2 separate regions of the Mus musculus genome follow, and region 2 is linked to region 1. Evidence: chromatin loops called from intact Hi-C (ENCODE). Cell type or tissue: left cerebral cortex. All regions are shown on one strand. Links, peaks and the distances in the headings refer to the core of each region. The heading gives the core; the rest is flanking DNA. Region 1 holds the start of Zbtb41 (zinc finger and BTB domain containing 41). Region 2 holds the start of Lhx9 (LIM homeobox protein 9).

What was found. Peaks named below come from ENCODE experiments on the same cell type or tissue, not always from the same donor. Only the 100,000 strongest peaks of a DNase experiment are listed, where the experiment ranks them.
Region 2: it touches region 1 in a loop (2.5-fold over the local background); 8 of 42 quality-filtered maps call a loop at or near these places.

What each region holds. Positions count from the first base shown.
Region 1 is chr1:139,417,800-139,425,371 of GRCm38, forward strand. It overlaps Zbtb41 (zinc finger and BTB domain containing 41), which reads left to right and starts at 4,584. Exons shown (of 11, transcript NM_172643.5): 1 at 4,584-4,624; 2 at 5,235-6,468. The coding sequence starts at 5,352. In left cerebral cortex, for the core only: a CTCF peak has its summit at 4,175; DNase peaks (open chromatin) are centred at 4,324 and 5,211; H3K4me3 peaks cover 1,848 bases; H3K27ac peaks cover 1,205 bases.
Region 2 is chr1:138,836,497-138,844,068 of GRCm38, forward strand. It overlaps Lhx9 (LIM homeobox protein 9), which reads right to left and starts at 5,948. Exons shown (of 5, transcript NM_001042577.1): 1 at 5,312-5,948; 2 at 3,377-3,579; 3 at 1,847-2,202. The coding sequence starts at 5,485. In left cerebral cortex, for the core only: no CTCF peak of the experiment used is centred there; DNase peaks (open chromatin) are centred at 4,231, 4,591, 4,907, 5,173 and 1 more place.

The DNA of each region.
Region 1 (7,572 bases), core at 3,041-5,540:
CTAGGTCTGTGTTATCCTGCTGGTATGACACACCTCTTTAGTCCCTCTGGCTGGAGTACAGAAAACACCTTTAGTACTCACCTTTAATACCAAACAATGAAGGTAAAGTTAGTTTGTAGAAAGAAGCAGTCAAGTTTGAAATTGATGTCTAATTAAGGAGCAAAATCATGAATCAGAGAAAGATTTGACAAAATGAGTCAAAGATAGAACACACCCAGGGCTCACAAGAGAAGAGAGGAAACGGGTGAATTTGGAGAGAGCAGTGCAGGCACTTTTACTGAAACAGGTTTATAGACACAGAGAAATGAGTGAAAGGATGAGAAGGAGCCAGAAGATTAGAACAGACTGCCCCAGTTAGTCTGAGGCCAAGCAGGACATTTCAGTGAGAAACCAAGAGAAGCCAGTTTGAATCAGCCAACTTGGCGAGGAGTTTTGAGCTAGAACCGTCAGAACCAGCCAGCCAGAGTTCAGAAAGAGCTAGAAAGGACGAGCTTATTAAGGAATAAGCTCTGAGATGACAGCTACATCCAACAAATAAAGGTTACTTTACACTTGATGAGCATTTCCTATCTTTTGCTTTAACAATTTCTGGTTTTAAAGCTTTTGATCCACTTTAAATTGATTTGAAAGATATGGATCAAGTTTCATTGTTCTGCTAGTGGATATCTGATTTTTGCAGTATCACTTGTTGAATAGGCTATTGTTTCCAATGCACATTTTTACCACTTTTGTTAAATTAAGTAGCCATAGCTTTGTTGGTTCTTCTGTTCTGTTCTATTAGTTTAACTGTTTTATTCTAGTTTCAGCCTGCCTTTGTCACTATAGCTGTGTAGTATAACTTGAGGTCAGGCATTTTAATACTTGCAACTGTGTTCTTTCTTGTTAGAATTGCTTTCAATATTCATGAGTACTCGTGGCTCCATATGAATTTTTTGCTTTTTCTAGATCTGTAAAGTATGCCATTGAAAATTTAAGGGTATTATATTAAATATCTAGGCTAATCTGGGTAGTATACCCATTTCATTGTATTAATTATGCCAATTCAAGACCGTGGGCAATCTTTCTATCTTGTAGTTGTCTCCTCGGAATTTTCTTTTCATTGTCTCGAAGTTTTCATTGTTGAGGTCTTTCACCTCTTTGGTTAGGTTTATTTCTAGGTACCTTTTGGAGATAGTGTAATATATTTTACTAATTTTTTTCCTCTGAGAGTTTATTGATAGTATATATAAAGGATAGTGTGTGTGTGTGTGTGTGTGTGTGTGTGTGTGTGCGCGCGCGTTCGCATGCATACTGCATGCTAGCTCTAGGTAGAATATATATATTCATCCTACAACTTTACTTATGTTTAATGGATCTCAAGCTTTCTAGTAGATTCTATAAGGTCTTCTAATATACTATTATTGTCTAACTTATAGTATCAACTCATGTCATCTCCAAATAGGAGTAACTCAGCCTTTCCCTTTTCTATTTTATTACTTTTATATCTCCTTTTATGGTTGCTGTAACTCAGACCTCATGAACTGTACTAAATAAGGGGAAAAGAGTGAGCATCCTTGTCTTATTCATTATTTTAGAGGAAAAAATATGTTTGTCTCCATTTAGTATAATGCTATTTATAGATTTGTTGTCTATAGCACCGATATAATGTATACCAGCTACTCCATAAGGAAATTTCCTTCCCTTCCTGGTAGAGGCTAACAGCAATGGTGATCTAAGGGCTTAACACAAATGTTTGAAAGCACTGTGACATACATATCACATTCATTTAAAACAGTAGCTGTGGTTTTCTCCCTGGGGCCTGTGACCTTCTAAGCCATGAATTTTTGTTTTGGTTTACAGTACAAGTCACGAACCTATGTATTTTAGAGCAGGACTTAAGTTGATTGTACCCACGATAATTGTGCCACTGTTGCATAGGCAAATCCTGCCTGGCATTTCAATACTGTAGCAAATAGTATTGAAATATCATTGAGCAGGACTGTTTGTGACAATTTTCCCTCAGCTGCACCTTTCAGTACTATGAGTGTCATCCAGTGAGGAGGGAACTTGCAGCTAAATTCAGTTTTATTTCTTTGTGTCCGACAACCAGAGTATGTAACGCCATCAGTAGCAGAGTCTTACTATCTAGATCTAGCATGCAGCAACAATAGAAGTAGTCTTTATGGTTTTTAGGGCTAACAATTCATATACTGCCTCTTGCACTGGGGTTTTTACTTGACAATGTTATGGTCATTTTTCAAAAGGTCTCTTCCTTTTTCATTGGTGCAAGATGTTTCATACACTTAAGCCTTTTAAGTCGTAATTTAATAATCCACTTTTAAAACTAATCTGATTATAATGGGGTTGTATGGCAGTTGCAAGTACCATTGTACCTGGTTGTTATCAGCCCTGTTCTTCACTTCAGTGGTTGTGAAAAGACTACATCGATTATCTCTTGGTGCAACATAGAATACTGAATTGGGTTAAGGCTATTTATGAGGACTTCAGTCATTGTTTGTGTTGCATGGCATTTCTTCTAAGAGGACTGTGATAGTATCCAAACAGGTGAGGAATAGTTGTGCTCCTCACTGACAGGCATAGGCCTTGTATCATCTATTTGACAGTTCCATATGGGGCAAGTTGATTTATGTAAGTGTGTAATCTACATCTGTTGTCTTCATTGGGATATTGAGTATCACAATGAAGTCTCTGGGTATTTTACTAGTTATTAAAATACAGCAGTGTAAGAGATTAATACAACTTGTCCTATATGATTTTTGTCTGATGAGTGAGATAGACAAGAAACCATATTATATGGTGTATCAGTTTCTTTTCTGGTATTTAGATAGAATGCTTGACAGATGAAACGTAGTAGAGAGGATTTATTATAGTTCCAAAGAGATTGAGTTCATCTTTGTTGGACCAACATGACTGTGGTGTGTTTGGTAGAATCATTATATCTAAGGTAAACATTTGAATGAAAATTGCTGTTTTTTCACTGGACCTAGGGGAAACACCAGAATGAATAGATGGTTTTTAGAAGTACCTTGACCTTGAAGAAATCATTGTAGAAATGGTGATTTTTTTTTCTATAGAGTCTTTTTTTTTTTTTTTTCCTGAAGGAGCTTTCCATCCTTTGCCCGACTTTGGTCACAAGACTGCCCTGGCAGACCTGGAATGTCTTACATTATTGAGTACTACAAACAGTACACAGTGAAGGCTAAAGTTGCAGTGGTGTGGTGTTCTCCTTCATGAAACATCTAGCTTAGACCACAGGCCTTTGTATGAGGGGCTTGCTTTATCCCCCTCCCCAAACAGCATTTGAACAGCTGTCCGAGGTTCAGCTCATTGAGGCCGTTCCTCTTTGCTGCCTGCAATGCCATATTTCGCCCGGAAGTGACCCCATTTCTTTGATTGTCCCATGTAACTTAGAACACTGACACATGACAACAGCTGGAAAGACTTGGTGGTAGGAGCCAGACGATGGATGATAACACTGCACCCCCCCCCACACACACACAAAATTAATATCTATGGGCTTGTCTTTTCAAACATTTTCTACTTTATAATCTATAGCTCTGAGTATTTTATCATTTTCATTAGCTTTCCTTATACTATTCTGGGTGTACATTCTTCTTCTTTTTTAATTAGGTATTTATTTCATTTACATTTCCAATGCCATCCCAAAAGTCCCCCACACGCTCCCTCAACTTCTCCTCCTCCTGGGTATGCACTTGCTCGTATTTGCTAATGAGAGGGTAACCTTTTCAGATTCAGAGTTATGAAGAGAGTGGAGTTACAGGTAAAAGGGAAGGTGTGTGTATTGATTTCTTTTTGGTCACGGCCTTTGTATCAGTTTTTTTCCTTAGGTTTGTACAAACAAACTCTAGAACCTTCATCGCCAGACGGGCAATATCGGGCCACTGGGCATTCTGTCGGAGATGCAACACGTTAGGCAGGGGCTCTGAGGCTCTAAGTCCCGTAGAGGTTTGGTTGTCCTTTTCTCAGCTTCACATCTTACATGCACATCTTCTGTTCATAGCAAGGTAATAAAAACAAACCCCACAATTTTAGGTGTGCTTACATTTTACGCACATGTAAGTCGGAAAGCCATACAACTACTTCCAGCCAGCACTTTGGGTGTTTGCCACTGTGGACTGGAAACTGGCAGGTTTCCGGAGGAGGTCGCTGTTTGGTGACACACTGGAAACACACCAGTTGTCGTGGCGCCAATTCCCCCTAACCCCTCATCACAGCTATCTTCCCCTCCCGCAGCCAAGTTTTTCTGGTTCAGTTAACGAGGGCCCTTAAGTGGCCACGAAAAGCGGGTATAACGGACCTGGGACCTCGGTAGGGCACCCAGGGCAGGAAAGAAAGCTCACGGAGCATGCGCAGGGCTGGAGGCGCGCGCATGCGCTCGGGCGGATGCCGGGGCTCCCCGGCTTCTCGCGGCGGCTGGGCGGCTGCGCGGGCCTGACGTGCCTGCCTGGCGAGCGGCGGCGGCGGCGGGACTCCGCGAGGGGAAGGAGCGCCGCCGAGGTGGCTGAGGTGGGGGGCCGGACCCGGAAGTGGGTGGGCGCGGGCGCGAGCGCGCGGGGATCGGAGCTGGGCGGCCCCGAGCCGGCGCGGGAGCCCGGGCTTCCCGGTAATGGGCCTGTGGGACGCTTGCCCCGGGCAGCCTGGGAGGGAAGGGTCACGGGCGAGCGCGGGTCCCCGCCAACCCCGGCCTGGGAAGACTCGGCTTCCTGCAGTCGTCGCCCGTGCTGACCCCACTCTGCTCCCCTCCTGGGGCCGCCGTGCCTAGTGGATTTCGGAAGGTCTGTCGCTCAGGAGCCATGCCGCGCTCGCCCGGGGAAAGCATGCTAATGGAGACTTGCGTTTCGTGGCCGCGCTGGCCTTATTGTCAAGGTCCCAGCACCCAAATCGGGACTGCGGTCCCGGCCGGCCAGTCTGCCTTGTTTGCGGTCTCGGCGGGATGGTGCTCTCTGGGTTGTGTTCTCTCCACCTTATTCGTGAATCAGGCCTGGAAGGTGTGCTGTGCCTTCACTTCACACTATTCTTTTGTTGGATTGTCTTTCCCAGCCCAGCTCTCCTGGTTCCCTGCCCTAAAAAAAAAGAAAATCTTAGCTGGGAGTGAATGCACTGTCGACTTTGTAATCTAGTTACAATGTAGGAAAGACTAGTTGACAACACCTTTGGGTTATTTAAGATGGCTATGCGGTGGAGCTCTTACCTGATTCTCACTCTTTTTGCAGACCATGAAACGGTGGGGCACGCCCCTTCAGAAGCTGTTGTTCAAGACAATCTAGTTTTGTTTCATCAATCGCCTAAGTCACGTATGAAGTTTCTTGTTCAAAAATTGCCGCATTGCAATGAAGAAAAGGAGAAAGGTTACTTCAAATCTTGACGAGAAGATCCATCTAGGCTATCATAAAGACTCTTCGGAAGAAAATGCTGCTGTGGAGTGTGGCCAAGTGACCTATACTCAGGCTCCAGAAAGACCAACCCCCGAAGCTGCCCAGCGTTGCCAAGAACTGCCTCCCTCTCCAGATCAGAGAAAGCTTTTGAGTTCTTTGCAGTATAATAAGAATTTGCTGAAGTATTTGAACGATGATAGGCAGAAGCAACCGTCTTTCTGCGATTTACTTATCATAGTGGAAGGGAAAGAGTTTAGTGCGCATAAAGTGGTCGTTGCTGTCGGCAGTAGTTATTTTCATGCGTGTCTGAGCAAAAATCCAAGCACTGATGTTGTCACCCTGGATCACGTAACGCATTCGGTTTTTCAGCATTTGCTTGAGTTCCTCTACACATCGGAGTTTTTTGTGTACAAATACGAAATACCTCTTGTGTTAGAGGCTGCAAAATTTTTGGACATCATCGATGCGGTAAAGCTGCTGAATAATGAGAATGTTGCTGCCTTTCAGGCCGAACTGACTGAAAAGTCGTCACCAGAAGAAACACTAAATGAGCTAACTGGAAGACTGTCGAGTAGTCATCAGTGCAAATTTTGTAGTAGGCATTTCTGCTATAAAAAGTCCTTAGAGAATCATTTAGCCAAAACTCACAGGTCTCTGCTCCTTGGGAAAAAACATGGGTTAAAAATGCTGGAGAGAAGTTTTTCTACCCGGAGGTCAAAGAGGAATCGGAAGTGCCCTGTCAAGTTTGAGGATACCAGCGACGATGAACAGGAGAGTGGGGATGGGTCAGACAATTTGCATCAAGAAAGTTCTGAGAAGGAGAGGTCAGATAGAAATGATTCTGAGGACCCTGGCAGTGAATATAATGCCGAAGACGAAGAGCTGGAGGAGGAAGTGTCCGATGAAGACTCTGACACGGAGCAGAGTGACAAAGATAATGATGCAGAAGAGGAACCTGAGGCTGGCGACTCTGCCGGGAGCATCCATGAAGGGTTAGCTCCCGTCATCATTCAGAACAGCAATAAGAAAATCCTGCAGTGTCCCAAATGTGATAAGACATTTGACCGGATAGGTAAGGCTAACCCCTTTCCTAGCCCTAGTCACTTACCCCTTGTGCCTCTCCTACAACAGTGGTAATCACTACAAACTAAACTTTGGAAGGAATGTTTAAGAAGAGTTCTGAAGGGAACATGCTCTGATTTTCGGCACATAGTTTACCTTGTTATTTTAAATTTGTTGTGAATCAGAAATAATTTGGTATTTACCCTTTTGTGTTTTCTTCATTTTCTCTTAACAGGGTACAGGTTCTGTGTTTGGGAGAAAGACTCCAGACTGTCAGCAGTTATTCTATATAGCTTTGACTTAATATACCTGTTTAATCTTAGCAGTGCTAGTAGTTTTGAGTTACATGTACATTGATTATGATACTGCTAAGTACATTCTGCACATAAAATGATTAAAACAACTTTACATAATCTGACTTTGTAAAAGAAATCATGCAGTTTGATATATGACTATCTTGTGCTGGGTTATGTATGCTATTTGCATAGGTTAAATTTTGTTTTATAAGATTTGTAATCATTTCCTATCAAAGTAGGTATAGACTGGCTGTACAGTGAACATTTTTTTTTGCTTTTATGATACCTTTTGGATGTATTTCTAAGGATACTTTTCAGAATCCAATTTAATGGTTATTAATAATTTTACTCTTTCATACACAGAGAAATGAAACAACTTTTGAATAACTTAGTCAATGGGAAGACTATATGTGCACAAGAAACTTGTCAGTCCTGGTAGTAAATGGTCACTAGCGCTCTCAGTATGAGGATATACACAGAGAGCAGCTTTTGGGGGCTGAGGTACCTGGGAACATTTAATCTTTCCTATACATGTAAGACTTTGTACTCCCTGCTTATGGTATATACAAACTTTAATTAGCCTGATTTGACTTGGAAATCAATGAGCAAGGGTCAGTTCACTACGGGCATACAGCCAGCTTGGGAATGGCTTGGATGCTATCCAGAGGGGCTTACTTTTATCTAATGAAACTGCTGGGGATGGGGAGCTTAAAAAAAAGAGAATGACAGAGTTACAGCCAGATCATCTTGGCTTCAGTGTGAAGACGAAGTTAGGTAAGGAAATGAGAAAGCCAAGGAGGCAAGAAGGAAGCAGAGGG
Region 2 (7,572 bases), core at 3,141-5,640, 580 kb before region 1:
AAGCAAACAGCCCAGCTCATTCCCAGTTTGACTAGAAATCCCCAACCCTCTGGATTGTGCAGGCACAGTTCTCTCTCTCTCTCTCTCTCTCTCTCTCTCTCTCTCTCTCTCTCTCTCTCTCTCTCTCTCTCCTAGTTGTTTAAAACCCTGTCTCCCTCCCTCCTCTTCCCCTCCGACTTTCTGTTCCTCCTTCTCTCCTCTCCTTTCTCAGTAGCACAGTCAGGTCTTAGTAAGTGGCTAGAAATTTAAATGTCATCTTCTATCAATAAAGAACAATTAGTGTCCTGCCTGTCTTGCCTTGAATGTCGTGCATCAAAGAATATGGAGTGTGCCCTGGGCAATTGGACCCTAGGCAAAGCTCTCTGCCTCAGCTTAGCAGGGGTCCCCCAGGCCAGGGTACAACCAGGCACAGCCACTAAGCCCTTGGCCAACCCCTGGGCTGAGCCCACTGCCCTGATAGGAACCTACCCTTAGCCTCTGTGTTGGCCCCTTTCCCTTGGTCCAGCAGCTGCCCAGATGTGAACTCACTAGAGACAGATGCAACCTCCTTGGGCTACATGTTTCTTTTCTCTGAGAAGCCCTCTCTTTGTGCCATCCCAAAATGAATTCTTTTAAAGTGGGAAGAGAATCCCACACAGCCTAGCTTAGGGACCACACCTGCTCAGGATCATCTGAGAACTAGGAAATCCGAGTGGGAATCTCAGTCCAGATGTTCACAATGTCTGGGACCTCAGGCGGATCACTTAAATAGGATATTGTTCTACTATCTTCCAGCTACAAGTCACATGCCACACCAGACACTGAAAACTGGAAGGTGATACTCACGGCCAGTTTGTCTCTTTTAGTAGCCCAAAGGTCCCTATGTGCTGAGTTCCCAAATGGGTTGGGGCCAGGGCATGGGAAATCAGAGCAGACAAGTTCCTTGGGCTTCCCCAAACCAATCCTGGGTCCCCTTTCCTTGCCCTCTGCGCTTGAATAAGAGCTCAGGTCTTCAGGGCAAGTAGCCTCACTTGTGAGTGAGGCAGATTGATAAATGATAGACGTATCCTCCAAAGCAAGGAAGTCTTTAGGGACTGTTGCCTGTACTCTGATTTGAATTGGGAGACGGCTGGCAAACTGCTGGCAAACAGGCAGCCTGAGGTAACACTAAGCCACCCCAGTGGACTGGAGATACTTCTGGTTATCTGAGGTCTAGATGACCTGATGATCTCTCAGGCAGGGAGTGAAGAGGTTAGATGAATACCCTGAGCCTCCAGAGGCACAGCTGTCTCAGCTGTGCAGAGTGAGTCCCACCCTATAGTTGCTCATTGCCGAGATCAGAGATGCCGATTTTTTTCAATACCCTCGCCAACTGTGTTGCTGATTAACTTTGGGCTGGTGACCACAGCCTCTGCCCCCTCTAGACAGAGTGGAGCTGGGCTCTGAAGTCTTTTCTTTTCCCCCATTAACTATTTAGGAAAACCTCCTCCAGGATCTATAATTTGGCTCCAACAAAGGAATTGCCCTGGGGCTGTTTTGCTCCAACTGAGAGCCAGAAACTAATGGGCTCATTAACTAATGGGCAACAAGGATTTGGCTTTGCCTGTTTGGGGGAAGTCACTTCGGCCTCACGGTTATAAATTTTTTTCCCCCACAAGCTCAATAACCAATAACCCATCCTCTCTCCCCTTCCGTCTCCTTTACTTCTTTCTCTTCCTCAGACTGAGAGAGGTGTGGTGAGAACAGGGTCCTGTTAGGCAAAGCACTGTCTTGGTGACTTGGTGTTGGAACAGCACCAAGTCCTGCTAAATCCTCCTCCAGCAGTGTGAGATCTGAGCTGTCGGAGTGGGTAAAGGTAGGGGCCCACCTGAGTTGTAATTCACGATGTCCACTCCCAGAGCTGGGCTCTTCCGCTTCCGGGGCCGCCCCTTCTGCACGGTGCCAGTGCCATTGAAGTAAGGCAAAGCCAAGCCGCCGCTCTTGGCCGCCAGCTCCGTGTAGCTCAGCTGAGGTGGATATTCCCCTTGCAAGAGGGTCTCGAAGTGTGCGCGGCAGTACACCAGGCTGTCCTTCATCCCGAAATGGTCGCCCGTGGTCAAGGTCTTGTTGCAAGTGGAACAAGTGAAGCAGCTCAGATGGTAGACAGAGTCTCGGGCGCGCATGACCATCTCAGAGGCGGAAATGCCAAGGTGGCAGCGGGCACATCTCTGCACAGAGAACCTTCTGGAAGCAAACAGGAGAATCAGGGAGCCAGTTGGTACAAAGAGGACCCAACTCCCATTCGCAGTACCAGGGCTTAGTCTACAGGGGCCAAAGACTAGCTAGGGAGTTCTGGCTGAGGACCTCTTTGGATATCAGCTTTACTTGCTCGGTGACCTCCTCTGGTCCTAGTGAATCCGTATATTAAAGTGCGAAGAACCAGGAACTAAGCTTCAGTGTATTTTTTTTTTTAAGCAAACAAACGAACTGGCCAATTCACGGCGCTATTGAAAGAATATTAAATTGTAATGCCAAATGAAAAAGGCTGATCTTAATGATGACAAAATAGTGCCACTCTTTCATGTATTGAGTGTGCCTGGCATCCCAGAAAAAGAACGGTAATTCCACAAAGAAAAAGCTATCCCTTTATCTCCTGCTTCTGCTTAGACAGGAGCTAGATAATGTCCACAGACGCAAACATTTCCCAACCTGCTGGGATTTTTGTTTTGTCGGGTTTGTTCGATTGTTTTGTTGTTGATGATGTTTGTTTCTTCTTTATTGTTTGTTTCCTTTTGTTTTCCTTTGCTCTGCTTTTTTGTTTACTTGGTTGGTTGTTTGGTTGATGGGTTGGTTGGTTTTTTGTTGTTGTTGTTTTGTTTTGTTTTGTTGTTTTGTTTCCTTCAATCTGGTTCTGACTAGCCATTTCTGGAACAGTGGCCTCTGTGACTTTTTCATAGGCATTTACAGGACCATTGTCACCCACCTGGCTGCTGCTTTCTGGGCCAAAAGTGGGGGAGCTGGCCAATTCATATTGAGGGGGACCACAAAACACAACAACAACAACAACAAAATATTGTCTCCTTCACCTGATACCTGTCCATTTCCTCTTCTCCCTGATTTTTCCGGAGGATGCTGTGAAGAGCTGAGAACCCTGATAAAACTCATTACACCCTGGGATCCTTCTCGCCCATCCTCACCAATGGAGTATACACAGTTTTAAGGCAATTTCCCTCATTTACGAAAAACAACACACACACACACACACACACACACACACACACCTGTACTCTGACCGAGCCAAAAAAAAAAAAGGGACAGAGAAGGGACTCCGGATTCTCGCAGTGGCTCTATCGCAGTGGTTCTATCTGGTGAATTGGGTCAGAGGAGTGTGTGAAGGGGCTGGGGGTGGGGGCAGTACCTGTAATAATCCTCCTTGCAGTAAATGCTACCGTCCTTGGCAAAGCAGGTGAGCTCAGATTCCAGAGCCAGCTTACATTCACAGCACTTCAGGCACCTAAGATGCCACTGTTTGTCTACGGCCAGCAGATAGTACCTGTCGGAGATCTTGCCCCCGCAGCCGGCGCACAGAGCAGGCTTCTCCGGGCTGAGAGGGGGCATACCCTGTGAAACAAGCACAAGGCAAGGCTGAGGGTGGGTTCGGGGCGTTGCCGCACAACCCGGGACGTCCTGGCAGAACGGCAACCCCAGCGCAAAACAGCACACCATTACAAGGGCCACAGAAACATTTGCAACTTCCCCCCATTTTCAACATTCTGTTCCCCTTCCTAGCATCCTGATCCTCCTAGCCTTGTGACCCTAAAAAAAAATCTCAACATCTTGAGCTTGCTGAGAGCCTACAGGATGTTTTGATGGGCGGTCCAGAAGGAGAATAACTAAGGCTAAAAATGTGTAACTTTCAAATAATACACAAAATAAAATAACAAACTGTTATTGAGAACTAGAATTCTGAAGTACGTGAATCTTTTATACACAGACAATACTATAATTCCTTTTTTTTTAATTTATATAGGCAGAATAATTTGGCCGTCGTTGTGATTCGGACATACCTAACAGCTCTTGCTGTTAAGGCCGTCGCCCTAGCCCTATCCTTGGTGAGAAAGTGAAGTGCCTGTCCTGAAAGAAGAGCCCCATCCATTCTTTTCCGTACACTCGCTCTTTTCTCTAGCCAGCACAAACAGCACAGATAATTATCTTGAATTTTTGATTCCCAAACTAAGACCTAGTTCCCAAATGAGGCTAGCTAAGGCGGTAAAACTTATTCTGAGAAACACAGTTGGGATGTGGTTGCCGCTTTTAAAATAAAGTAGCCATTACAAGTAAAAAGTTCACCGCTGGACCCTTTCCTCAGACTAGCAGAAACAGTCCGGGCTTCCCTTATTACATTCTGGTGGGCATGGGAAGGATAAATTTCGTCCTTTACTCAGATATTGGATTCTCACTGAATTAATTATACAAATAGCGACAGTGGACTATTATCCCAAAACCTCGCTGTTCTTGTCTAGAGCCCTCTCGGGTCAGTTTGAGCTACAGTCCTTGCTGTTATACAGAGGGTCTACAAAGCACTCTTTGCCCGGAATCATCTCCGCAGACTTCTGTAGTTTTTTCCCCCTTTGGTGCGTGGAAGGGGGACATGTTTAGGTTACTAGTATTTTCACGAAGACATAATAACTGCTGTTACGAATAGGAACCGCAATAGTAGATTCCATCTCTTGAGGTTGTAGCGCTCATGTTCTTGCTTTTAGACTAGGGACCCGCTCCTTCGCATTTTATTTGATTTGATTTCCCACTATCCAATACACTGGTCCCATAAGGAAGAGAAACGCAATTTTTGTGACGACCAGAGCAGCTGAACTGTCCTGCAGAGCCCCTAACAATCTCTGGTTTCGGGTGCTGAGCTCCGAAGAATGGGAAAAGGACCAGAACGTTGAGGTCTACTCTGAAGGTCTTGTCTTCTATCCCAGGGCAAGGACGCCAGGCCGGTAAGTAGTCCCCCTATTAACTGCACCAAGGCTTGCCCTGGGGGCGGGCGGATCCGGCCTGGCGGCCAGGTCGCGGGAGACTGGAGTTTGTGGTTGGCAGGGAGCACGCCCGCTCCTTCCAAGGCCCGCTGCCCTGTCGGCTCGGGATCAGCTGCTATACAAAGACTGGAGAGCTCAGGACTACAACATCTTAGACACCTCGATTCGGAAAGGGAACCTTGCCTAGCAAGCACGCCTCTCGTGAAAACCTTGCGAACATCCCTAGGCAAAAGTCCCCGGGACCCGCCATCCCCAACCTGGGCGGACCGGGAGACTCGCTGTTTCCCGGGCGCCGCGCCCGGACTGGTCCTTACCGCGTCGCGGCCGTTGAGCTGAGTGCCTTTGGTCAGACGGGCCTCAGTCTTGGATCTGCGCTCCATCTCCTCCATGATACCTTGGATGTGGCCTCCGGAGATTCCGTGGAAGAGCATGGCTGGGGGGCGGAAAGGACACGAATTGTTTTCGGCTCGGCACCCCACTATTTCCATAAACACACGCCTGGGGCTCTCAGTTCATTCGAGTGAAGAAGCAAAAGCGACCGCACAGGGCTGCGCGATGCAGAAGCGTAGAGACGCGTTGGGGAACAGGGACAAGAGAGGAAAGAAGAAAACGACAGAGTAGAAATAGCTCTACTTGAGAGGGAAAAGACCGAGGCAAAAGAACGACGGGGAAGGGGGCGGGGGGGGGGGATATCCAGGGTTTTCCAGAAGGAGATGTGCAGAAAACAAACAAACGCGGACGGAGGGAAAAGCAGGCGATTCTAACTGCAGCGAGAGATCGAGTTACTAATGGAAAACAACTGCCGAGGGGGGTTGAAGTGGGGGGGAGGAAAACAAAATCTAAGGAAGAAAGAAAAATAGTTTTGAACACAAAGAAAGAGAACGAAGTGCTAGATTCAGCGGTCCCCGGCTGCCTGCAAGTTCCCAGTGCCTGTAGGTTGCGTTGGGGACTGCTCCAGCCGGAGCTGTGTCCAATTTGTTAAGAGACTAAAGCCAGCCCATTTTTGATAATTTAGTAGGAGGAGTCCTCTCCCTGGAGCTGCCACGGATTTTTATTCAGACAACAAAGACCTGTCATACCTCCTCTCAACCCCCTGGTGATGGGCAAGCAGGGACAAACATTACAAAGGGGTGGGGGACTGGGGGAAAGGCAGAAGGAGGGGGTCTTTACCCCCTCCCCACATGCGCGCCTGCACACACACACACACACACACACACACACACACCCTCAAGCATACATCTTTCCAAGAGTTCCCAACAGTCATGTTTTCAAAGCGGTAAAGGAGCCCTTATTGTCCGCATCCTGGATTTGATCCTAGTTTATCCGACCCCAGCCAGGAGTGCACAGAAGATCAGTTCCAAACCTTAAGTTTCCTTCTCATCTACAGACTTTTTTAAATCCCCGTTTTACAAGACTGTCACCAGAAATGTATAAAAACCCCACAGACTTTGAATCACTCCACGGAAACGGTACTTTTAATGTATGCTCCCTTGCTCCCCATCTCTTCTTAACTTACTTATTAAAAGCACTCTTCAGACAGTTGTCTGCTTGCCTAACCTCCCCGAGGGCAGGCGGTGCCACCAGGCTCTGAGACGTCCACCAAAGTGAAAAAGGGGCGTGGAGAGCCTACTTTTCTGAGTAATACTTTTGGAAATATATATATTTACTATATATATATATACATATATATAGTAAATTTTTCGAGTGTACAGGCCAGGACATGCTTTTGTAGACTGTATACTTAACAGAACCTTGACCGTGGAGCGGGTTACTCTTTTACCTAATTCTAGATTGAAGGTAAACTTGGAATTCTAGAGTCCCCTTTGGAATTTGTCACCGTGCACAGGTCTTGGGTGAGCTGGATGCCCGACTAGGGTAGGACGACGAGGCAATAGCCGCTAGTGTTCCACACACTTAGAAGGGTGTGAAAGAGGCTCTGGGTGGAGGCGGGGAAGTGAGAACTAACAGGCAGGATGGCAGACTGCTCCTCACAAGAGATGGTATTGTTCTGTCGCCCTCTGTTCTAGTTAGCTCGGCCCTTCCCCTCCCTCTGGACCCATTAAAACGTGTCCACAATACCGCAATACTCTGATATTGTGGATTCACTGAAACGACCACGGGGTGGGGGTGGGGGGAGTCCTAGGATCGTGATGCCAGGAGCAGCGACGGGAACTTAATCCGAAAGGGAAGAAAGCCTGGCCGCTCCCGCTCCTCTCTGCCTGCTCGCCAGTCTCGGCTTCACCACCACTTCTCGGGCTTGCGGGCGAGCATCGGGGCTTCTGTCTAGAAAGCTGGAGAAGCACCCCGCGGCACCGCCGCCTCCCTCCACCCAGGCGGCTCCACGTGGAACTTTAACCCAATCTGGAAGGAAGGCTGAGGAGAAGAAGCTGGGGAAAGGGGCTAGGGAAGGAAAGGAAGAAAGAAGAGAATAAAGGAACCGTGTGAATGAGAGGGGGACTTAGGAAGAAGAGAGCGAAGGACGTGAAAGTGGAAGGAAGAGTCGGAGAAGAAATGAAGAGGAGGAAACGACTCCCAGTGCTGCAGCCTAACTTCCTGTCCCAAAGCTTCACTTTCT